Regions from separate parts of the Mus musculus genome. Here regions 1 and 2 are each linked to region 3. A link is a loop called in an ENCODE intact Hi-C map of the cell type or tissue named here. Cell type or tissue: heart. All regions are shown on one strand.

Region 1 (8,000 bases), 370 kb before region 3:
CACCGAGATGGTAAACCTGATCCTGGTTCCAAATAAGCAAGCACTGTTCAGCTTCAATTCCTCTTCAGACGCTGGGCTCCTAGGTTCTGATGGGAGCAACTTGGCCAGAGTGTGCGGAGAGGGGAGCTTCAGCATGGAGCAGGGCACACAGTGGCCTGTGTTTGGGTTATGCGACAACTGAGGGCCAGCCACTTGCTCAGGGTGCTCTAAGCCAGTGACTTGAGAGTGGAGGAAAATCTTCCTCCATCCTTCCAGCTGTGAGGAAGGGTGGGGCCAAAGGGCACTGTCAGAGTTGACAGCTGTGGTCCTTCACTTTTGCACCCATGAGTCTGAGCAGCTTCACCTTAGCTGGCATCCTGCTGCGATCTGTGACCTTTTGGGACCAAGTAGAGTTAGAAGAAAATGGTCTGGGGAATTTAGAATTGTCTACTGAGCCCCTTCAGTCACCATCTTGCTCTTGTACTTTGACTGACAGGCCTTTCCTCTCAGCATCTTTAATTGTCCTGGGCTTTCTGTGGAAATTCCACATTTTTGAGTAACAATAGCACCTCTTAGCTAGGAAAGACCGTTTTCTTTTGTTTCACTTCTTCTTCTCCTCCTGTATTACCTTCCTTTCCAAAACATTTATTCTGTTGTGTTTCCCAACCACTGTGCTGAGAACAATAGGAATTGAGAGTCTAGTGGGGAGTTTTTATAAACTGGAAACTGAATTTAAATGATGGCCGAGTTAGTCAATACCTAAGCAGTCCTGAAACATTCTAACTAGGATAACTGTGAATTGAACTTGTGTGCATGCGTGTACATGACAGGGAGTCTTTTTTGACTTAGGTTTGTTTGTTTGTTTCCTGAGTGTAGAGTTTTGTGTAGATTGCAGTAGGTGAAACCCAGCCAGTCTAGTTCCTTGTAGCTCCTTTGCTACAGAGCAGCCCAGGAGAGTATTCCTGATGCTCTCTACCTGGGACCATGAATACAGTCTCCTTGACTGTTCTGTTCTCTTGAGAGGCCCGCTTTGTTGGGAAAGGCCAGCAACAGATCAGATGGCTAATGAATATGAGTGAGTATGCTTATTATATGCAGACTCCCATCACTTTCAAAAATACTATTTTATTTATCCTTAGAAACTTCCATACAATATATTTGGTATATATATTTGATCATATCTATCCAGTACTACTATTATGACATTTAAACAACAATAACAACAACAACAAAGATTTATGCTGGGTCTGCTCTGCTAGTTGTTGCTTTTAATCCCGGTGTTTGGGATGCCTATGTAGAAGGATTTCTGGTCTACACAGTGAGCTAGCCTGGGCTATATAGTAAGCACCAGTCAGCTAGAGCTACATAGTAAGCTCCTGTTTCAAAAGTATTACTTTTTAAAATTTTAATTGTGTGTATGTGTGTGGGTATGTGCATGTGGCTGCAGGTGCCTTTAGAGGTCACAAGAGCTGGGGTTCCAGGTATCTGTGAGTTGCCCCTGAAGTTAAGAGCAGTAAGCATTCTTAACCGCTGACCCTGATCTCCAGGCCCCCTGTTGTTACATTTTATATCAGTTTTATGACATCACACAAAGTCATTCTGTTTTATTGTCATGTTACTGGTGGGACTGGAAATCAAACACAGGACCTTGGCAGGGAAGGCATGATGACAGGAACTGAGATGCTTGGTCTCAGTGCACTGTCAGGAAGAAGAGAGTAGACAGGAAGTGAGGCTAGTTTATAGACCCTCAAGCCTTGCCCCTAGTGTTGCACTTCTTCCAGGGAGGCTCCACCTACCAAGTTTGGACAGTCTTCCCTGACAGCGTCACCAGCTGGGGCCAAGTGCTCAAGCACATGAGCCTACAGGGATGTTTTCCTGTCACTGTCAGTCCACATTGGAAATACTAAGAAAAGGAACTAGTTGTGGCTATGCACTTGGGATTGGTTGCAGGGTTAGGGATTGGTTGCAGGGTTAGGGATTGATTGCAGGGTTAGGGGTCAGTGGTTTGATTCTCAGGCAAAGCTGGATAGAAGAGAAGATACAAACAACTGTGGTGGCAAGTCTAGCCCTGAGTAGATGCTGTACGGGATCATGATGACATTCAAACAAACAACGAACCAACCAAACACACAAACTGAACCAAACCTACAACAGAGACGAACTGGGAAAGATGCAGTCAGAGCAGGAGCCCACCTCCAGATACAAAGCTCTTTCTTTCTATGAAAGCATCTACACTCACCAAATCCTTCTCTTCTTGTCTCCCTCCATGGCTTTATTCCACACCGTCTCTTGTCTCTGTCTCTGTCTGTCTGTCTCCATCTCTCTCTAACAGACTACTATACATTTATTTTATGAGACTTTCTTATAGGCATGCCATTCTCCTCTTTTTAAAAAACATTTTTATTGAACATGAGTTTCACATCATGTACCTCAGTTTCACTCATCTCCCCATCCTTTTGTATCTGCCCTATGCCCTGCAACATCCCCCACAAAATAAAAACACAATAAAACAAAACAAAATATAAAAAAACCCTCTTATCTGAGAAGCTGTAGAGCGTTACAGTGTGTCCCACAGTACGTTCTTTTGCCTACACATCTCTATTTGCAAATGTTCATTGTGATGAGTCATTGGTCTTGTGCAAGGTCTCTGACTTGTAATACTATATCAATGCTGGATCCTCACAGGGACTCTTCTTGGATGCCCTGTTGTTGCCCTGTGTCATGGAGATCCGACAGCTTTGAATCTTCAGGACTGGCCCTTTTATGTGCTCCAGCAGTTCATAGATGAGGTGGATGCTGCCCCAAGGAGGGCCAACTCAAGGCCTTGGATTTGAGCCTGGGAGGTAGCTGAGTTGGTCAGCTACTCAGTTCTCCTGCACCAATACCACCAGGGCTAGCTCATCCAATGCTTCAGTTGGCAAGGGGATAGGGTCAGCTCTCCTGCTCTCTTGCCCTGGGGGGCCAGCTCGCCTGCACCCACACTACCAGAGTTAGCTCTACTGTGCTGCCCAGTGGAGGTGTGGGACCTGTTCTCCCAAATGCTGTAGCTGGTGAGGAGCTGGGTCAACTCTCCTGCTCTAATGACCTAGGAGTCAGCTCTTCCAAAGGTGGCAAGAATGAAGGAAGGGGGTTAGGCATTTTTCCCGTGCCCATGCCATTGCACAGCAGGTGAATGGCAGGGCCAGCTCTCTTGTACTCATGCCCTTGAGCTGTTCAACCATGATCTTGCTACCAGAGCCAACTCTACTGGCCACTCACTCTACTTTCCTGCAACCAGGACCAGTGGCCTAGGTGAGGTGTGGGGGTCTGCTTTCCCAAATGCTGCAGCCAGTGGGAAGTAGAGCCAGCTCTCCAGGGGCCAACTTTGCATAGCCCTTGGATATCAATGTGGTCCCAGGTGGCAGCCCAGACCAGGGATATCTGCATGGCCTTTAGTGGTAATATGAGCCACAGATCTTGACACAGACCCCTGGTGCTGCATGGCCACAGACCCAGACATGGCCCTCAGTGACAGCATGGGCTGGGACTTCACCCATGGACTCAAGTGGCAGGACTGGCTTCTCACAACAGACTATTCCTGTATTCCCTCCTGTCTCCAGTTCCATTTCCCTTCACAATGGTCAAACTGTTCTGCTTCTCTTTCTGCCCCATCTCTCTAGCACACACTTGCACATTGTAGTGCCTCCTACTGCAGGTGATCTGCATGATTGGTGGGCCTCTGGGTGTCCTCACCCACATCATGGGGTTGCAGGAGTTGTCCTCTTTCTCTGTGTTTCACACCCTTGCCTTGGTGTCTTAGTGTTACTATTGCCATGACAAAACACTATGACCCAAAAGCAAGCTGTGCAGGAAAAGGTGTATTTGGCTGTCACCATTCATCATTGAAGGAAGTCAAGACAGGAACTCAAGCAGAGCAGTGACCTAGAGGCAGGACCTGATGCAGAAGCCATGGAGGGTGCTGCTTACTGGCTTGCTCCTCATGGCTTGCTCTCCTTGCTTTCTTATAGAACCCAGGGCCATCAATATGAGGAGGGCCCCGTCCATAATGGCCTGATACGTCCCCCATAAATCACTAATTAATAAAACGCTGTGCAGGCTTACCCACAGACTGATTTCATGGAGACATTTTCCCAATGGAGGGAATTCCCTCATCCTGATGACTCTAGTGTGTGTCAAGTTGACATAAAACTACCCAACATACATGTGTAGCATGTCTGCCTTAATGTATTAGCCCTAATCCATCATATGGAAGCACACCCAACCAAACACGGTTCTATTTCTAGAATGATGATAGATTTGATTATACTTCTTATGCCCAGCACCCCTTTATCTCCTTCACATCCCTCAACAGATCATCAAAGGTCCTTCATGACAGACAGACAGGATGGGTATTTTAACTCACTTGGTTCTCATAAGTTGAGTTTTACTGGTGTGCTGCAAACGGGGCTCATTGATAATTTTTCTTCATCACTGTGAAGCTCTGGCAGATTCTATTATATTCTTGTGTCTGGAACAAGGACAATGCATTTAGGGTATCAGAGGACTAGACATAATAGTCAGGAGTAGATCCTCGTGGGTCCTGAATTGCAAATTGTTAAAAGTTCCACAAGGGGTTGCTAGAGAGCAGCAGAAACTCCAAGAATGTTGAAAAGTGTTCTCTTTTGGCCACATCCTTGTTTCCTTTGTCTGGGTGGGAAGTAGACATTTTCCTCCTGTTGTGCTAATGTTTACTTAGTGGGCCTGGCTTATCTCTAGTGCATCATTACACCAGTCCTTTAAACTCCTCTCCATTGTTTAAGGGAAGTCCCAGTATAGCTCCCAGTCTTCAGCTCCCTGAAGGTCACCAATGCAATGCTCAAGATGGGTGGAGAGGAATAGGGCAGGCTCATGTACTTCACACTCGGGGAGCACATCTTTAAGCCAAGCCTTTGCCAAAGAATGTGGCTACATGGAAAGAGAGTTTAGAAAATGCCATGGCTTCTAGGTTGACCAGAACCTCCAGGGCATCTTTGGGAGGGAGACCAGGCTGCAAGTCAGCCTACAACTTATTGTTAAAGGGAGCTATAATAACACAGTGTATACACACACACACACACACACACACACACACACACACACACACACACACAGAGAGAGAGAGAGAGAGAGAGAGATGGATAAATATGCACACATGGATAAATGTGCACATACACGTATTTATATATGAATTCTTTCTCCAAAATTTTATGAAGGAACTTTGTACTAAATAGGGATGTGTACCCCACACAGCTGAAAGACCGGAGCTTTCCAAGTTCTGAAATCACTCAATTATCCTTACTGGATTGTAATCACAATGGACACTATTTTTGTAGCTCTTTTCAATATGTGGAATTAATATTCCCTTGGAATCCAGAGATATTCAGCTGCTAATAGAGCCCCAGGGGGGCATCTGGGTATTAACTTTGGTAGTTGCAGCCCTAGCTCAAGACCCTGAAAGGAATGTGGACATTTTCCCTGATTTGTCTTTTAGCACGTTAGCCTGACCTGATGTGTTCTTTTCTGTGTGTCCCTGCACAGTTGCATTCTAGAATTCACCATCTTGTTTGATTGCCTTGTGAATAATATATTAGATATATTAGGTCTCAGTGCTACCATGAAATCTGAGGTTGTTTTCCAAGTGCCAGAGATGCAGAAAACACCTTTCTCTCCGTTCCTCAGCCTTACAGGACAGCAGCTATTCTCAAGGTTACTCCCTTTTGCTTTATGATGAAATCTGGAGTCCCAGTCATGAGGCCTCAGCTCCAGGGAGGTAATAAAGACAGGTAGGAGAGTAACAGGGCAGTAACAGGGCACATGCCGCAGGCTCCCTCAGAAGCTGGCTTTTAGAAGTCTCATTCAACAACTTCCATTTTCTCATTTGCAAAGGGTGCTGGGAAGTGTAGTTTCTTCCCTTCCTTCGTTCGTTCTTTCCTTCCTTCCTTCTTTCCTTTTTAAAGATTTATTTATTTACCTATTATATGTTAGTATACTGTAGCTGTCTTCAGACACCCCAGAAGAGGGCATCAGATCTCATTACAGATAGCTATGAGCCACCATGTGGTTGCTGGGATCTGAACTCATGACCTTCAGAAGAGCAGTCTGAGCTCTTAACCGCTGAGCCATCTCTCCAGCCCGGAAGTGTAGTTTCTTAGCTGAGTGCACAGAGACCTTTTCTGACATAGGTAGACCCAAGATAGATGGATATAGGGTAGGTAATAAGAAACGTCTACTATGTGCAATAATTCCATTTTTGATACCCACAGCAAAAGAGAGATTAGATGAGAAAGTGCAAGAAGGCTTCAGCGTTCTTCTTTGTATTGTCTGCCTGTTCACTGGTAGTAGAATCCCCCAGATCTCCCTTCCCTTCATATTTTTAGGCTTCTGTAATGGTTTGAATATGCTTGGGCCATGGAAAGTGGCATTATTAGAAGGTCTGACCTCATTGGAGGAAGTGAATCACCGTGAAGGTGGGCTTTTCCTATGCTCAGACTCTGCCCAGTAGGGAAGAGATGCTCCTCCTAGCTGCCTACAGAAGACAGTCTCTCCTGGTTGTCTTCCAATCAAGATGTAGAACTCTCAGTTTCTTCAGTACCATGTCTGCCTGGATGCTGTCATGGTTCCTTCCATGAGGATAATGGACTAAACCTCTGAACCTGTAAGCCAGCACCAATGGAATGTTTGCTTTTATAAAGAGTTGCCTTGGTCATGGTGTCTCTTCACAGCAGCGGAAACCCTAAGACAGCTTCCTTTACCATCTACACACTCATGGTTTCTAATGCTGCTCTCTTCTGAACTATAAACTCACAGAGCCAGTTACTGGCTTAGGAGACCTAGCAGGATCTTCAAACTCAGGAAGTCCTCCAATGAGCACCGAGATATGGTCTTCTGATATGCATACCCAGCTCTCAAGCCTGGTCCTGGGTATTGCTCTGATTTCCTCTCATAACTCCTGGCATCCCTCAGGTTCGGTTTCCAGGTCACTCCTGCATCCTACCTTCACTCCAGTCCCATGGCCAAGATTAAGTACAGTTTCCCATTCATCCAGAGAGCTGCCCCAGCCTCTGCAGATCAAGGCTTTATACTTCCCTTTCTTTCTTTCTTTCTTTCTTTCTTTCTTTCTTTCTTTCTTTCTTTCTTTCTTTCTTTCTTTCTGTTTTGTTTTGTGACAGAGTTTCTCTGTGTAGCCCTGGCTGTCCTGCCACTCACTTTGTAGATCAGGCTGGCCTCGAACTCAGAAATCTGCCTGCCTCGGCCTCCCAAGTGCTGGGATTAAAGGTGTGTGTCACCACTGCCTGGCTATACTTCCCTTTCTTATACATCCTCCACACATCAACTAGAGAAATGGCCATTTTAAAAAAAAAAACATTACAACCGGTACTGTTGCTTCCCGGCTCAAGGCTAACCAGTGGCTTCTTATTGTCTATAGGGAAAGTCCAACTCAATCAGGAGTTAAGTGACCCTGTTTCCATTGCTGTGTGCCTCTCTCCCTTCATTCTGGTCGAGCTGCTTGCTTCTCTTCTAACTACTGTAATATATTCTTTGCTATTCCAGGCCTTGGCACATGGCCTTCTCTCTGCCTGGAATGTTCTTTTCTCTGAGTGCCACCATGTCTTTGTTTAGCGAGTCATACTGCTTCCCCCTTTCCCTTGAGATAAACTCATAGACCCCCTAAACCATGCCTTATTACAGAGCATCCCCACAGCTCGCTCGCTGCCTTTGTCTTTCAAATGCTCATCCGTCTTCTGATTGCCGGCTGGGCTGTGGGCTTCACGAGGCCAGTCTTTTGGTGTCTCTAGTGCCCATGATGACGCCCGGCATCTGTGCATACAGTGACACGGACCATCAATCATTTACCCTTAACTCAAAAACGTTTGTTGAAATTCTTGTCCTCATTCACGACTCAGCTGCTGAAACGAGCGGGGTTAAACGACTCTGTCTTAGTTCACAGGAAGAATCCTGTTCTTTCATCCATCTTTGGCTATCCTGGGTGTAAGGCAGGAGAG
Region 2 (8,000 bases), 260 kb after region 3:
GTGTGTCTGTGAGTGTGTTGTGCATGTGTCTATGTGTGTGTATATGTGTGTGTTTTTGTATGTGTGTGTCTGTGTGTCTATGTGTATGTGTAGGTATGTGTTTATTTTTGTGTGTATGTCTGTGTGTGTATGTCTGTGTGTATGTGTGTGTATGTGTCTATGTGTGTGTATATATGTGTGTGTGTTTGTGTGTATGTCTGTGTGTGTGTGTATTGTGTATATGTATGTGTATGTCTGTGTGTGTGTGTGTGTGTGTGTGTGTTGAGGATGGGGGCATTATTCACCTGTGTGGTTATATATGGAGACCAGAGGTTGATGTTGAGATATTTCCTCAGTTTCTTGTTCACTTTATGTTCTTAGGCTAGGGTCTCACACTGAATCTAGAGATCACCATTTACAACCCTAGCAGCCCACGAGTCCCCAGAGCCTCCCGGTTACCCCCTTTCCTTGGATTGTAGATGTGTACAGCCATGCCCAGTGTTTACACAGCCTTGAGGATCTGAACCCATTCCTTACACTTGCTCAGCAACCACTTCACCGCTGAGTCATCTCCCCAGCAAGCGCCATTTTTACTAGCAAAAAATAAGAACGTAAATAACGACTGGGCTTGACTTAAATAAAGGAAGCCTTGACTACTGTGTAAAAACAACACCCAAATCCGGACACTTTAAATGTCAATCATTTACTGTGTCCCTGGCTCTGATATGAATGGGGTTGGGGGAGGGGGCCTCAGTGGGGACAGCTTTAGCATCCCATGGTGTCAGCTCCAGCAAATCAATCCAGAGCTGGCATGGGTGCTTGCAAATTTGTGCTTTTAGCATTTAAAGGATCCTCTCCATCTCACCAAACTCTGGCTTTCAAGTGTTAGCAGGCTTTATTCTCAAAACATTTCTGATTGGAAGCTATGAGAACCCATCACTTTCCTCAGGTTGCATAGCCAAGGAAGCAAAGGGTGCCTATAACCCATTGGCAGAGATGCCGCCCCCTTAAGGTGGTCATTTATGACAACTGAAAACTGAATTAATGCAATTATTCATGTGATTTTAAAAACCACATTTTTATTAATTCTTGGAGGACTTCATGCAATGTGCATTGACCACATTTGCCCCCATTATTCTCCTAAGTGCTCTCAGATTCCCCCCTTATCCTCCCACAACCCACTGAGTCCAATCTGTTCTGCTCATACATCATGGGTTCAAGGCCATCTCCTGGAGCTTGGTTGACCCACCAGGACAATCCCCTTGAAAAGACCTGACTGTTCCTCCCCCAGAAACCATCAACCCTCTACGACTCCTCAAGGGTGTGAGCTGACTAATGCCTGCCCACCCAGTGCTGGAATGTTGGCCAGCTTGATCTGGTTCAGGTCTTACATAAGCACCACAGCTGCCCTGTGATCGTGAGTACAACGGCCCTGCCATGTTCAGAAGATGCTGTTTCACTCTGGTTCTCCCCAGCCTTGAGCTCTTACGACTTTCTGCCCACCTCTCTGTGATGGCTCCTGAGCCCTGGGGTGTTGATGGTACAGACAGTTATTGCGGCTGGGATCTCAGCCTGCACGCGCTCTCTGCACTCTGGCCAGTTGTCCTCAGGTGACTTTTACACCTTCTGCATTTGTTCACTGACTAATTCCTTTAGTGAATCAGTAGCTGATTCATCAGTAGCTTCTGCCCAGGGGAAATGTTTATACCTATTCTTGAAAAACTGATGACATATAATTCCTTTAGCAAATAAGTAGGTAAATCAATAAAAAAAAAAATAATCACTAAATTTACAATGGATGAATGTCTTGTTGACTTTTGCCTGGGACAACCCTCAAAGCTTTGCACAACTTTATTTATTTATTTTTATTTTAAAAGCATTTGTAAACATTTATTTAATAGCAATCGGTAGGTCCTTGAGTACCAAGGCACTCATATAAAGAACAACCAAGAGGAGTTGATTCCATCTTTTGTATTACAATCTAATATTTTTTAATTTTACAAAAAAATACTATTAAAATGCAAGTATATCCCATCAGCAAAATGAAGGATTTTCAAGAAAGGATTTATTAATTTTTATTTTATACATATGAATGCTTTGCTTGCATACATGTATGTGCACCACGTGAGTGCCTGGTGTTCGTGGAGGCCAGATGAGGGTATCAGATCCTCTGAAGCTGGGGTTACAGATGGTCGTGAGTCACCATGTGAGCGATAGGAACTGAACCTGGGTCCTCTGAAAGAGTGGCAAGTGCTTTTAACCTATAAGTCACATCTTCAGCTCCAGTTTTCTCCTTTTCATATTTTTACAAAGGTAGATAGATCATGGGCTGATGAGCTGGCTCAGCAGGTAAAGGTGACTGCCACCAAGCTTGACAAAGCTGAGTTCAATCCCTGGCAGCCACATTCATATAAAACAATAAAATATAAAACAAATAAAATAAAATAAAATGTTTTGTATAAAATAAAACAAATCTTTTATAATCCTTTCTATATTTATATAATTATAGATTATAATTACCTCATGTGCATAATACATATTATATATTCATATATAATTATATATATAATTACTTTATCTTCCCCTTTCCTTTCCTCCCGCCAAATCCTATGTACCCTTCCCCCTTGCTGTCTTTCAAATTTATGGCTTCCTTTTTAAGATTGCCTATAGATAGATAGATAGATAGATAGATAGATAGATAGATAGATAGATAGACAGACAGACATACACAGTCTTTTTTAAAAAAAACATGCAGAAAGCTTATGGGGTATCGGTTTCACTCTGTTTTTACAAAGCAGTAAACTGAGGCAGACTAAGAACCTAATAACTGTGATTGAGGCAGGCACTCAGGCATTACTGTCCTGTCATGCTGTACACAGGACCGCGGTGACTTGACAATGAGGCAGGAGAGGCATCAGAGCCCAGGTCTATCGGGGGAGGATGGCTTCTACAAGAGCTCATTTCTATGCTGGATCCTAAAGGGCAAGTGAGAATGGAGTCTGATAAGGAGCTTGAGGCAGAATTTGCAAGAGTGCCTGCTGGTTTCCAGGCAGTATATACTCGGGAGAGGGAAGCCAAGAAGTGTAAGATGTGGCCTTTGACTTACAGACAGAGAGGTTAAATTGCTGAAACAGAATGTGTTCATGGCTAGCAGAGACGTGCATAAGCCTCGCCAGAGAGGTAGAGGAAGTCAGAATCAAGGCCAGGTCACTAGTTCATTGACGGCAGATGAAGTGGCCTTTGAGTTTTAATGCTGAAGGAGGAGGAAGAGTTTGCCAAACAAACGGAGTGGGGGGTTACATCTCTAGCAGAGGAAATAACGTATTTGGTGGAAGAAGTGTTTAAAAGTCTTCCTTTTGCTCTATGCAAGTTATTTTAATTTTTTATGACTCAATGTCCCACCTAATAATTGGGTATAATGATCGTCCTTATGTAGAACATCGCCTTGGGAACAAAAGCAGTAAATACTTGCAAAACACTTAGAGCAGGGTTAGTGCATTGTAAGTCCTGTCTGAGTTTTTATAGAGAGAGTAAACTGTTAACTAAAAACTCTTCAAGTCTCTTACATGTATGGTATGCCAGCCCAGTCTCCTCCAATCTAAAATCCTGCCATCAGTAGCTTCTGCCCAGAGGAAATGTAAGACTTGGCGTCTGACCTCCCTGGATTTCCTTGGCTCCTCAGGGCTTTCAATTCCTTTCAGCTTGGTGTCCTGCTCTCCCAGTCCCTGATGTCTGTGGAATAGCGGAAGGGTGTCCCAGGGTGAGCTGAACACGAATCCTGTAGTCATCAAGATCAGTCAGAGTCTTAAGATTGGCGTCTGACCAGCTCTAAGTGGCTCTAATTACATTTCAATGGAGCATAGAGTCAAATTTTGACAAGCACATAAACTTAATAGCTGATCTGCAGGCATAATTACCACCAGACTGATTTGTAACTGCCAGCGAATAAGCCCACGAGACGGTTATCCAAAGTCTTCCAGTTCAAAGACCGAAGTTGTGAGGATGAAGCCACTACAGCCACGTTGGAGCTAAGCGTCTGCTGCATTCGAGGCTCTAGACACAATGCAGGGAACTGAGCCATCTCAAAGCATCACTCGAATCCTGTTTGGCTGTTCTGATGCAGAAAAAGATAAGAAAGGGAATCAGTGTGGGGAAATGTGATATGCGGAACTCTAAAAATAAACTGCCTGTCCCTGACATCTGTGTTTGCAAACACACTGTTTAAAGCAGTGCTCTTCCCTCCGAAGGGCCAATCCCAAGATGACATCCTCCTCCGCGGTTGGTTTTTCCTGCGGTTCTCAACAGGAGGGCTTTCCCAGAGACCTCTTGGCTTCCAGCTTTTATTTGATGTCCCCCTTAAAAGAGTGGGCAGGATTATGGACATCGTGAATGGGTGATTTCAGAAACCCAGCTTCTCAGCCGCTCCACTGTTCTGCTACTGAGGTGATTCTGTGCTCCCTCGTCTCTGATGGCGTCCTTCCCGGCCCTCTTGAAGAGAGTGTCACGGTGCGTAATCCCAGATCAGGTTTGAATCAAATAAATGACACATGACGCGGTGGCCAGATGTTCGCGGGTGAGAACCGGAGCTAAGTTCACACAATTGTTCTGCCTCCTCGCTTTCCGCCGAGGTTCTTTCCTGTGGGCTGGAGATGGTATTGGCAGCAGCTTGGCTCCGCTCTCCTCCACCGCCAGCCCAGCCTGTGCTCCAGGGGCTGCTCGCAGGCTGCCTTCCTCTTCCTGTGCAGCTGGTGTTTGCAGAAGGACGCGATTTGGAAGTTGATTTATTTACTTTGCTTTATTTATTTTTTTTTATGAATGGACATAGATGGCTGTTGTTGAAACAATCAATCTACTCCGGTGAGATGATTATAATTTAACAGAAAAACATGCTTCGGGGCCACGTGCAACATTAAGGCTTAGGGCTTTGGCAACGTTCAAATGAACTGTCCTGTTCAGAGTAAAATCTGAGGATATGTTGCGTCTTTAAACATAAACCCAACTGAATGGGTTGGGTCTTTGGCTCTACAGACTGGGGCCTGTGAACGAGGCAACACTTTCGATTGTAGAAGCCAAGGGCTACTGTTCAGGTCACTTCCTTTTGTCCTTGTTGTCCTCACTCGGGGACTTACAGGATGCTTATATGGCCCCAAATATGGAAAAAAAAGAGAATATTCCAGAAAGTGCCTCCTCCTCTTGGGCTAATTCCTCTTCTCAAATCATTTTGTAAAAGTCTGAAGATCTGTTGCTGGAGAGATGGTTTGACAGTTAAGAGTGCTGACTGCTCTTCCAGAGATCCTGAGTTCAATTCCCAGTAACCACATGGTGGCTCACAACCACCTGTAATCAGATCTGATGCCCTTTTCTGGTGTGTCTGAAGACAGCTATGGTGTACTCTTATGCAGAAAATAAATAATTCTTTTTTTTTTTTAATGTCTGCAGATTTAAGACACAAACATGGCAGTCACGTAAATGATAGGCTGAGGTAGATACCTTTCCTTTAAAGAGTTTATCCATATTTTGAAAGCAATATAAAAAGCATTAAAGGCATAGTCAGCCATAATTCATCCTTTCCTGCTTCTTTTTACCATGGCAGCCATCAAATTCAGCCACCTGAGGAACTATCACTTTTCTACACAGATGTACCATTCAAAGATGGACTTGCTTCTTAGATATGCAGATAATAGCATACAATACACATTGTACTCCGCTTTGCCTTTTCCTCTGAACAACACATCAGATGGAGGTGTCTTTTCTGCCCACGAAGCTGTCAGGAGAGAGGTTGCTCTTCGGCTCAGTGAGCTGCATCTGGCTCTGGCTTGTTGTACTGACAACATGCAAGGTGCTAAGCCAAGCTGGCCTTCAGCACAGGGCTTCCCAGCCTGAAAAGATTGGAGTCCTAGTGGAAACCTTAAAAAGATGAATAGCATCAAGTATCAAGTGGGCAAAGGAGGAAACGGAGGTCTAAGGGTATCAGACAGAACGTGGTGTAAGCTGACAAGTTGAAAGAAAGGACACTTTTCAGGCTTGCAACATGGCGGTCCATTGTTTCCTTCTCGGCTTTGGTAAGCAGAAGAAACTTACTTGCTATTATAGCATCATTTTAGCACGATAGAGATCTTGAGGGGGCAGAAAAGATGGCACAGTTGGTAAAGTGCTGACTGGGCAGACATGATGACCTGAGTTTGGATGTTCAGTATCCATGTAAAAGCCAGCAGAGGCATGCAACGCATGACCCCTGGCTGGGGAGGCAGAGACGGGCAGATCTCCTGACACTCATTGATCACCCAGCTCGGTGAATGTAACGGGCTTCAGTGCAGTGAGTCCTTGTCTCAAAAGAGTAAAGTGGATGGTGAGAGAGGATGACGACACCTTCTGGTCTGCTCATGCAGCACATACATACATGTGTCCACACAAACATGTACATTTGGTGCATATGCATATGCATCCACAAAAATACATAGGACACATATACCCATGAATCCACATACATGCAACACATATGCACATGTATCCACACAAACAAGTACATCCATCACATATACACATGCATCCACATAAACATATACATGTAAAACATATGCACGAGTCCATAAAAACATATACATGCTGTGAATATGCACATGCATCCACACAAACATGTACAAGCAGCGCATGTGTACACATGCATACATGTAGTATATTTGCACATACCCTTACACAGATGTACACATATACACACTTAAAAAAATAAAACCAAACAATAAATTACTTACTTAAAATATCTTTAGGAACAAAATGGCCCGAACAACGTGAGAAAGGCAGAAAGGTAGCAAGCTGTAGAATGAGGTAATATGGGCATTAATGCTGGATATACCAGATATTAGTCCATTCAAGTCATTTAACCCGTTATTATTTTCTTTTATATAGAATAGAAATACACCTTAGGGCACTCTTGCGTGTACCCAACTCGCCAGCAAGAACGACACTGCAACAGGATCCTTCTGCACACGTTTAATGGGAGATCTTGATTGCAGAGGCGAAGAGACCCCGAGCCCAGAACTGGTGCTGCTTATATAGGCCTAGGAGAGGCATGTCTCACACCCGGATTGGTTATGCACTATACCTCATTTGCATGTTCCTCATCTGATTGGTTATTCTCTCTCAGTACCTCACAGAACCTCATTAACATACCTCATTTGCATGTCTCACATCTGATTGGTTATACTCTCAGAACCTCATTATCATGCCCAGGCCAGGCAGTGTCTTGGCAAAAAACTTTACTGCATATGTACACATTGGTTGTTTGCCCAAACTTATGCGTGGTGGCCAGTGGTAGCCAGCGCCACCTTGCAATGGCACATGTGGCTTCCCAGAGGGCACGACAGAGACTTTTTTGTGTTTTCAAATTAGGCAAACCTAAGCATGGTGGTAGACCGAGGCAATCCTGCCATTTGAAAAGTTGAGATGGGAAGGCCAGGAGTTCAAGGTCACTCTATAGCAAGTTCAAGCCTGCCTGGGTTACATGAGACCCTTTCCTTGGCAATACAGATGCTAACCGTTACTGTGATAGGACTGCGTACCAAACAGTCCTGGGTCACGGGCACTTGTTTTTTCGCTGTGGTTTGGCTACAGTCAGCTACTGTTGGCCATTCTGTCTGGCCTCCAAGCTCTGAGTCAGGCTCAGGTGTTCTGTTCCTGTCTGGTTTTAAAGGGTAACAACTGAGGGCACGCTCACTGTAGAAGGCAGACCATAGGAAGGCTGGCAGGATGAACCATGATTCAAGTAGCCTCAGTTTATAACTAGCATGTTACCACTCTGTTGACTTTATTTCCTGGTTTTATTTTGGTTTGTTTTGTTCTGTTTTGTTTTTGTTTTTTGTTTTGTTTTGTTTTTTTGGACAGGTTCTCAATATGTAGCTCAGGTTAGCCTTGAACTCATTATATAGCCTAAGCTATCCTAAAGCTAGCTAGAAGTGAGCCACTTGTTTAGGCCTTCCAAGTGCTGGGTGGGATTTTAAAAGTGTATTATTACTACACCTTGG
Region 3 (8,000 bases):
CATCCGTTCTCCCTGAGAGAGAAAACAGTTCCATCTTTGAAAATGTTCAGTTGGACAGTGCTTATCTGTAACGTGGTTCATTCCCATAGCCCTGCACTAATAGCACCTTGCACATGTCTTCTTGCAGTACAAAGCAGGCAGGGGGTCCTATTGAAAATAGCTAACAACCCTAAAAGCACAGGTCCTGGAGGCTCTCTGCTGTGCGCAGCGTTCAACCTGTAATTGCTGGCTCTAAGGAGATGTGAGGTGGGTGTCTCAGGAGTGGGTTGGAACACGGGGCCACTTAGGAATGTGCTTAGGGGGTGGCTTTTAAAAACAAATCAGTGCAATAAGATTTCAATATTCTACTAGCCAATATGGCCTGTGGAGTGTCCTGGCTCAACATGAGTTCTATTCTCAGATGTTATTGCCTCTTATCAGAACGGCTGTTTTCCCCATCACATGGTGAATTCCTACAGGCGGGGATCTTGTCTTATTAATTTGTGTGTAGGCCTTGGTGCCTACTGGCAAGTCCTGGGCATTCAATAATGTTTGTTGAGTGGTAAACGCTGATGACAATTTAGAACAGTATAATTCCCTACTCTGCTTTTATTTTTTTTCCGAACAGAAATTTCTTGCCTGGAATTAAATTGCAATATGGTTTCCTTTTCAACACACTTCTGGAGATGCTATCTTCTCCAATGTCAGTTGATTGAACAAGAAAAAATGTAATTTTTCCTCTCTCAGGCATAATGTTAATCTTTTAACTCATAGTCTCATAGTAGCTTTTTTTTTTTTCTTAACACAAGATGGATTTAGAAGTAAGTCAAGATCCTAGAAGTTTAGGAGTATTGAGTGCTATCACTTACGTCTGTCAACCCAAGAGGAAAGTGTAGCTCGATGCCCCTCTGCAACTGCATGACCAGAACTGGTTACAAGGATGCTGGGCAGGGCTCCCATCTCAGATCCCACGGATGGTGAGCACGGGGCCACATCTACTAACAGTGCCTCGCTCCTCCTTGCTGGCCTGAAGGTGCTCCAAAGTGCACTTTTTAAGGAAGGGACACATTAAGTGGTGTCAGGAGAGGCAGTTATATACCTGGGTCATTTGATCATTCTCTAGTACTGACACATTTTAAGTGAATAGTTTGGAAAATGAATTTTCTTAAGCCTGTCAATATCCGAAAGGATGGCTTCAATATTAAATGATGTCAGAAAGCTGGGAAGTGATATATTATTCTTGATGATACTCAATGAGGCCATGTGTATTTAAATTGTTATTTTCCCCAGTGATTATCTCCCTTTTATTTTTCCATTCTTAAAAATATTATTTGTATTATCTATCCATCCATCTATCTATTTATCTACTCATCCATCTATCCATCCATCCACCCACCTATCTACCTACCTTCCAATTTATTACATTTTTGTGGTGGTGTGTGTCTGCCCTAGTTTACACTTTTAAGCATTCTGTAGGGCTGTTTAATCCATTTGTCAGGATGCCAGTGAGACCACTCATTTGGACCGTCTAGGGCTCTTGCTACCAAGCTGGAAGGTGCCTGAGTCCCAGGACCTATACAGTGGAGAGAAAGAACACACTCTTCAAAGTTGTTCTCTGACACCCACATGAAGCACCTTCAATAAACAAATAATAAATAAGTAAACAAATTATAAAAAAATATGTGGGGAAACGATACCAGAAAAAATATTGGTTTGAGGTCTCACACTTAAACACTATTAAGTGTACAATCTTGGGACTTAAAGAACCCCCAAAACAAACGTTTATCTTCTCTACTTCATAACGTTAACTGTAGACCCGGATACTATAAAAACCCAGATTGTTACTGTCCACCCCCGGATAGCCACAGTGACTGTGAAATGTCCCTAGGTAGAAATTGTCTTAAGAGAATTACTTTAGGAGTTGGAGAGTTGGGTCAATTAGTTAAGAACAAGAAAGTTGGCGCATGACTTTAATCCCAGCACTTGGGAGGCAGAGGCAGGCGAATTTCTGAGTTCGAGGCAGCCTGGTCTACAAAGTGAGTTCCAGGACAGCCAGTAACCCTGTCTCGAAACAAACAAACAAACAAACAAAGAAACAAACAAAGAACAAGAGTAGTTGGGCTCCAGGCACCCACAAGATGATACACAAGCATCCGTAACTCTAGTTTCAGGAGATCTGACATCCTTCTGACCTCCCTGGGCACTAGTCACACACGTGGCACACACACATATTCATGTAAGTAAAACACTCATACACATTAAAAAAAAACTTTAAAAGGAAATTATTTTGCTTTTATCTTGCTCCTAAGGCAGACCACAGTCGGATCGAGTTGGGGAAAGGGGGACTCAGAGGGGATGGGGCGGGGGGGGGGTGTTGAGGGTGAGATTAAAAAAATAATTAACACAAGAGAAAAGGCACCCAAATGCAAATAGGTTTTAAAAACCGAGTTTCAAAGCTAACTCCTTCACAGGATGCCTCTGTAGTCCACTGGCCCAGTTTCCACAAGTCTCAGCAGGAGCTTGGCTGGGTGGAGGTCCACGCTGGCCAATAGAAATCAGCTGTATTCTTACAGGTTTCGCAGCAGGTGGAGAAACTGAGCATGAAAAATTACTTAAACGTGGGCTCGGTCTTTTACTGAGGTCAGGGGTGCCACGATCCGTCCTCCTCTACCAACAGGAACAGAAATAAATGTTGGGGACCCAGTTTCCTAATCCCTTCGCCCGGCAATCCCGACTAGTAACACCTCCACCATAAGCCGAATATATTCTCCCCGCTCCGGAGCTTGCTGGAGGGACCGGTGGTTGTCCTTTATTGTCTAGGGAGCACCTGCCAGGTGGCTGGCCCGTACCTAATGCGCTCGTGGCGCTGGGCTTCACAAAGCGCGGGCAGCACCTGCGTGGCCAGCCAGCCGCCTGGACTGAAGGACCACCGATGGAGGGAGAGTGCTAGGAGGAAGAGGATCCAGGGTGGAGGGCCTGTGGGGGCTCCTGGTCTTAGAGGGCACAGCGCCCCCGGGATCAGCTTATTGCAGCCCGAGAGCCCCGGGCACTAGGCAGCGGGAGGGAGTGCGACCCGGGCGGGAGAAGGGAGGGGCGTGGCCACGAGCTGGGAGGAGGGCTGGAGGAGGGGCTGTCGCGCGCCGCTAGTGGCTCTGGGGGCTCGGCTTTGCCGCGCTCGGTGCACTTGGGCGAGAGCTGTAGCAGAGAGAGGAGCTCAGAGTCTAGCGCAGCCACCGCGATGAGAGGCGCTCGCGGCGCCTGGGATCTGCTCTGCGTCCTGTTGGTCCTGCTCCGTGGCCAGACAGGTGGGAAAGAGCGGCAGACAAGAGGACTGCACCCTCTGTGGGCGCAGCCCGGGTCCGGGAGGGGTGCCACCTGGGTGCGTCCGGAGTGGTAGCTGTTGGCTTTTCCCATGCCTACCACCTCGAAGGTGGTAGGCGGCCGCGGGACTCTGGTGGCCCGCCTCGCTCACCTGAGCTGAGAGACCTCAGCCCGGGTGGTGGAGACCCGGGGCCGAGGGTCTTCTGGGAACCCAGGCAGCGAGCTGCAGGCTGCGGGCGAGTTTGGTGATGCTTTTGTGCCGACTGCGCGCGGGTGGCAGGGGCGGGCGGCCTCGGGCTTCGCACCGAGAGCGTCCTCTCTCCGAGCGAGGTGCGGCCACGGCTTCCTTTTTGTTAAAAGTTGCGCGTGGGTGACCGACGCCTGGGACAACCAGCCCACGGGTCCCGGACACACGCCGGGCAAAGTTGGAGAGCCTTTTCTTGCGGCCGCTGCTTCCCCACCTCGGGCGCTCTTTGTGCACAGTGCTGGGGACGCAACTGCAGCCGCTCTCATCGTGCGCGGCGCCACCCGAGGAGACGAATCTCGGGCTTGCTTGCCCCCACCCAACTCCGTTTTTTGCACGGGGAGCACGCGGCGTGAGGCTCTGGGGCGGGACCCCACGAGCCTGTAGGTGGCGGCTATGGGGACAACTTGAGCCGGGCGTGTGGCGAGCAGCCGCTAGGTTGCAGACTTTTTCCTTTTGTAAATCTCGTGCTAGGGGCTCGCCCCTCTCTGCAGCCGCACGGTGTTCGTTGCTGCCACGCGCCAGGGAGCTGCTGTAGCCTACGTTGGTCGCCAGCTTCTGGGAATCAGGGACTGCGTGCGGGGACGCAGCTGTTCTTGCCACCTCGTGCGCGCTGGACCAGGACCGAGTCAGTTCTCCCCAGCTTTGGAAACCTCTGGTTTCAGTGTATGCGACTTGTAATCGCAGGTGGCCGTTTTTTTTTTTTTTTTTTTTTTTTGGAGGGGAATCCCGAGATCCAGAAACCCTCTCCCACGTGATAGCCATACTCAGGGCTGCCTGGGGAGGCTAGGGGGTGGGGGAGAAGGGGTAAGCTTTCTGCAAATAGCATTTGTTTCTTCAAGCTGTTGGGAAAATCTTGTTACCTTTTGCAGGGTAACTTGGGTCTCAAGATCTTAAGGTTCCGGAGCTCCTCAGCCCTGCCCCTTTTTTTGCCAGGTGTCGCTGGTGCACTGCCCGTGCAGGTTGCCTGCTTAGTCCTGAAGCCCTGCTCCCTCCTAGGTCATTTTCAAAACAAAAACCAGAAACCCTTTTAGGTTACCTTGATGCTATAGGCTAGAGACAATCTGCACGCTGCAATAAGGCGTCAGATGGCCAGCATCTCTGTGACCTGTTTTGAGCCCACCGCTGACTGCGTTTTCCAGATCTCACTCCCTAGATGCTTTTGAAAGGCTGGGAGAGGGCTTTTTTTTTGTGGGGGAAGTCTTGCATCTGGACCTCTGCGCGCACAGAAGAGGGGTCACCAAGGGTCACAAATGAGTGTTCAGATTCCTAGGCATATTTGACCACTTAGCTGAAAATGACCCCAGTGATCTTTTACGTTTTCCACCTTGTTCTGCTTTAGAGCAAGGTGGAACGCCACAAAGATCACAGTTCCCTTTTGAAAACAGAAACGAGTCAATGGTTTGCATTTTCCCCCTGATTAGTCTGCTCTGGCCAATAACTTTTTGGCAGAGGGAATTTGAAGGTCTGATTCCTGGCACAGGGTGTGTTGTAATTCCTTTCTCTGTCTCTCCCGTTTCAGGCCTCCTTTTCAGCCATTCTGCCTCCTTGGTTTTGTGCCCTTGGGCGGTCATTTAAATTGGGAGTGGGTGTGTGTTGGGGGGGACTTTGGTTTCCACGGAAGGTACTTGAAGACATTTGCATCACGAAGGATCTGAGGAGTTCACAATTTCAGAAAGCAGCTTTCTTGTCTAAGGGCCTTTTGGGGTGTGTGTGTGTGTGTGTGTGTGTGTGTGTGTGTGTTACGGTTTTGCTCCAGGCTTTGCAGGAAGCAGTTTTGTGTTTTTGTTTATGCTGTAACCTTTGGAGGGCTAACCAGTGCCTGCTCTGCAGTAACCCCTCCTTCCGGGGCATTCACAGTGGGTTTACAGCTCAACAGGATGGTCCTAGAACAGTGAATCAGACCTCCTCCCCCTCCCCACACCCCCTGTTCCTGCAGGTGCAAGTCCCTAGTCATTCATGGTCATTCACGCACCTGGCATTCTGGCTTACGATCCTGCTGGAGATAATCTGATAGTTCCTTGAAGAGATCCTCAATAATTCCACGTCTCCCCCATTCTGGGCTCTCCCCATCCATCCACACATTCGTATGACGTTATAAATCATGTATGCCATGCTTTTGCAACACTCTTCCTACTGTGCTTTAAATATCATATCATGGATGTGTTTTGTGCATACTTGGGGCTTCACAATCAGTAAATGTCTGCAAGGCTCCCCATACTGAGGGCTTTGCCTGCCATTTCTGTACTCAGGGGCCCAGGAGGTTAGACCACTACAGTGTCTATTCCTATTCCACCATTGTTTTCCAATTGGAGAATAAGTCACTTGCCCAAAACAGCCAGTGAAGGAACCGGAGCTCAGCTCCGTGTGCCCAACTGTGCATCCATTATACAACTCACCAGAATCTGATGTAAAGTAAGACAAAAGTATTTAATGAGTGGTTACTATAAGTCCATCCTGTTAGAGGTTCTGGGGGCCCAGGACTGCTGCTTTGGCTAAGAGGACTTCAGGTGACCTGTCTTAGCACATTTTGGTCTTTTCAATTTGAGTGGGTTAATTTGCTATGAGGATCCACTACTGTATAGTTTGGGTAGGGGTGTTTAAGACTATCATGAAGGTTTTGGTGGGGAAAAGGGAAGATAAGTTATCTCTAAAATGAAGTTGAAAACCATTCCCAGCCCCCCTCAAATAGCAAGGACTACAGCATTATATATGTGTCCCTGATAACTGGCTGGTGATCTCAGTGGCTGTTTACCGTGTGACCAAGTACGGTGAAATACAGTGACCACTCACCGCAGTCCCAGAGGAGACTCTCATCAGGAGTGTTTTGTGGGCTTCCCTGTCGCTCACTGAAGTTGCAGATGTTGTTTTGGTCATGGGTTTTTGCCACTGTTGTTGACAGTCCTTAGAAGTTACTCTTAGGAGTCTTGAGTCATTTCCTCCAGGATCCTCCAGCCGATTAAAGAAAGGGCGCGAGGAAATGAGCCAAACCAGCCATGCTGCTGTCCAGAGCAATTCTTAGCTGGATCTAGGTGGCAAGAGCACAGTCTCCTTTCTCCAGAATGAATTAGGTTCAAGAGTTGGCAGGCTGGGGTGTGGAAAGTGCTGTAGTCATGTGTGGTAACTTTTCCAAAAGTGGGATTAAAAGACATTTATCGGGATCCAAGTATGCAAAATTTCATATGCAGCTTCAACAGCACCAGTCGGTATTTTCACGGGGCAAGCAGAGCTTGGAAGGAAGTTGCCAGTGGGAGGGAGACATTGGAATGGAGGGCTAATTAATCCAGCAAGGCTCTTGTTGAAAAAAAAAAAAAAAACGTAGGAGAGAGAGAGAGAGACCTGGGAGCAAGACTGGCCCCCTGGCTCAGATTGCTGGCTGTTTGGGGGGATGGATGTGTGAGCCATCATCCGACTTCAGTCTCTGAGAAAGAAAGTTGTTTGAAGTCAGTAGCCAGCTCGTGGGCATGCTTGTTCGACTGACTGGATGCTTCTAGAAAACACGGGAGACGGTGCCTACTGAGTGTTCCGACCTGATCATTTCTCCACCTATCCCATGCTTCCGGTTCCCTCTTGGCTGTGGCACGTGCTCCCGTGTACAACTTGACGGCTAGGCTTCCAGCCGGTCTACAGAATGTAACTAAGTTTGATTACTATTTAGGGCAGGTGGCATCGGAGTTAAGAGCTTGGTTTCTGGAATTAACATCTGTGAGTTCTAATCCCAGAATCCCACTTACTGACTATGTGATCAGGGACCAGATGTTTAACCCTCCTGAGGGTCGCTTTCCACATCTGTATAAGGGGGAAGGGGGTCAGGGTGCAGAAGCTGGGGGGTGATTGCTGGAGGTTCTGTGTGAGGTGCGCTTAGTGCGGGAGCCCCTCAGAGGAAGTGGGTGGTCTCCAGCGCACTTGGATTTTATCACCCTCTTTCAGCTTAGTCTCTTAGAGAAAAAAACCACAAGTGGTCTAAAAGAAGATTACACAGCTTGTACTTTTTGGCTTTTTTGTTTTTGGTATTAAGATGAAATTTATGCCTCGATGACTAGGTTTTTAAAAAAAAATCTGCTGATGCGTGCTGCCTTCCCTACCTCTGTAGTTAGCATCCCCTTATTTGACTTCCCACCAAAGGGCAGAGTTTGGGATAAAAGTTTGGGGATCAAGAATCCAGGCAAACCCCTCCTCTGGTCCCAGGGGCCTTTTATTAGACATAAGTGGCTTCGCAGACACAGAATTGGAGGGGTTTTCCTGGACTACTTCCCCAGGAGTACAGGACCCTCACGAACTTGCCCTTGGCTGGGTTCTGACCCACAGCAGGCTGGAAACCACTGCCTTAACGGCTCTGCCACTCTCTGGACCAAGCTTTAAGCACAGGCAAGGCTAGCAAACACTGTATATCAGTTTAACGAAGTTTATCAATCCCCTGCTGGGGCCTCACAGGGACAGCAGATAGGAGGGTGGG

Evidence for each region. A loop is a pair of places that touch in the nucleus more often than their neighbours do. Peaks named below come from ENCODE experiments on the same cell type or tissue, not always from the same donor. Only the 100,000 strongest peaks of a DNase experiment are listed, where the experiment ranks them.
Region 1: a loop joins it to region 3, with 3.0 times the contacts of the local background. A loop is called at or near these places in 6 of 42 quality-filtered maps.
Region 2: a loop joins it to region 3, with 4 times the contacts of the local background. A loop is called at or near these places in 5 of 42 quality-filtered maps.

Annotation. Positions count from the first base shown.
Region 1 is chr5:75,205,485-75,213,484 of GRCm38, forward strand. No RefSeq gene overlaps it. Among named protein-coding and RNA genes, the nearest start is that of Mir7025, 33 kb to the left of the region's middle. In heart, a CTCF peak has its summit at 4,584; no DNase peak of the experiment used is centred here.
Region 2 is chr5:75,831,203-75,839,202 of GRCm38, forward strand. No RefSeq gene overlaps it. Among named protein-coding and RNA genes, the nearest start is that of Gm32727, 140 kb to the right of the region's middle. In heart, no CTCF peak of the experiment used is centred here; DNase peaks (open chromatin) are centred at 3,729, 4,129 and 4,609; H3K4me3 peaks cover 639 bases; H3K27ac peaks cover 520 bases; H3K27me3 peaks cover 210 bases.
Region 3 is chr5:75,571,835-75,579,834 of GRCm38, forward strand. Kit (KIT proto-oncogene receptor tyrosine kinase) reads left to right here and starts at 3,153. Exons shown (of 21, transcript NM_001122733.1): 1 at 3,153-3,284. The coding sequence starts at 3,218. In heart, a CTCF peak has its summit at 3,959 (motif pointing right); DNase peaks (open chromatin) are centred at 3,127 and 3,977; H3K4me3 peaks cover 2,957 bases; H3K27ac peaks cover 1,583 bases; H3K27me3 peaks cover 2,713 bases.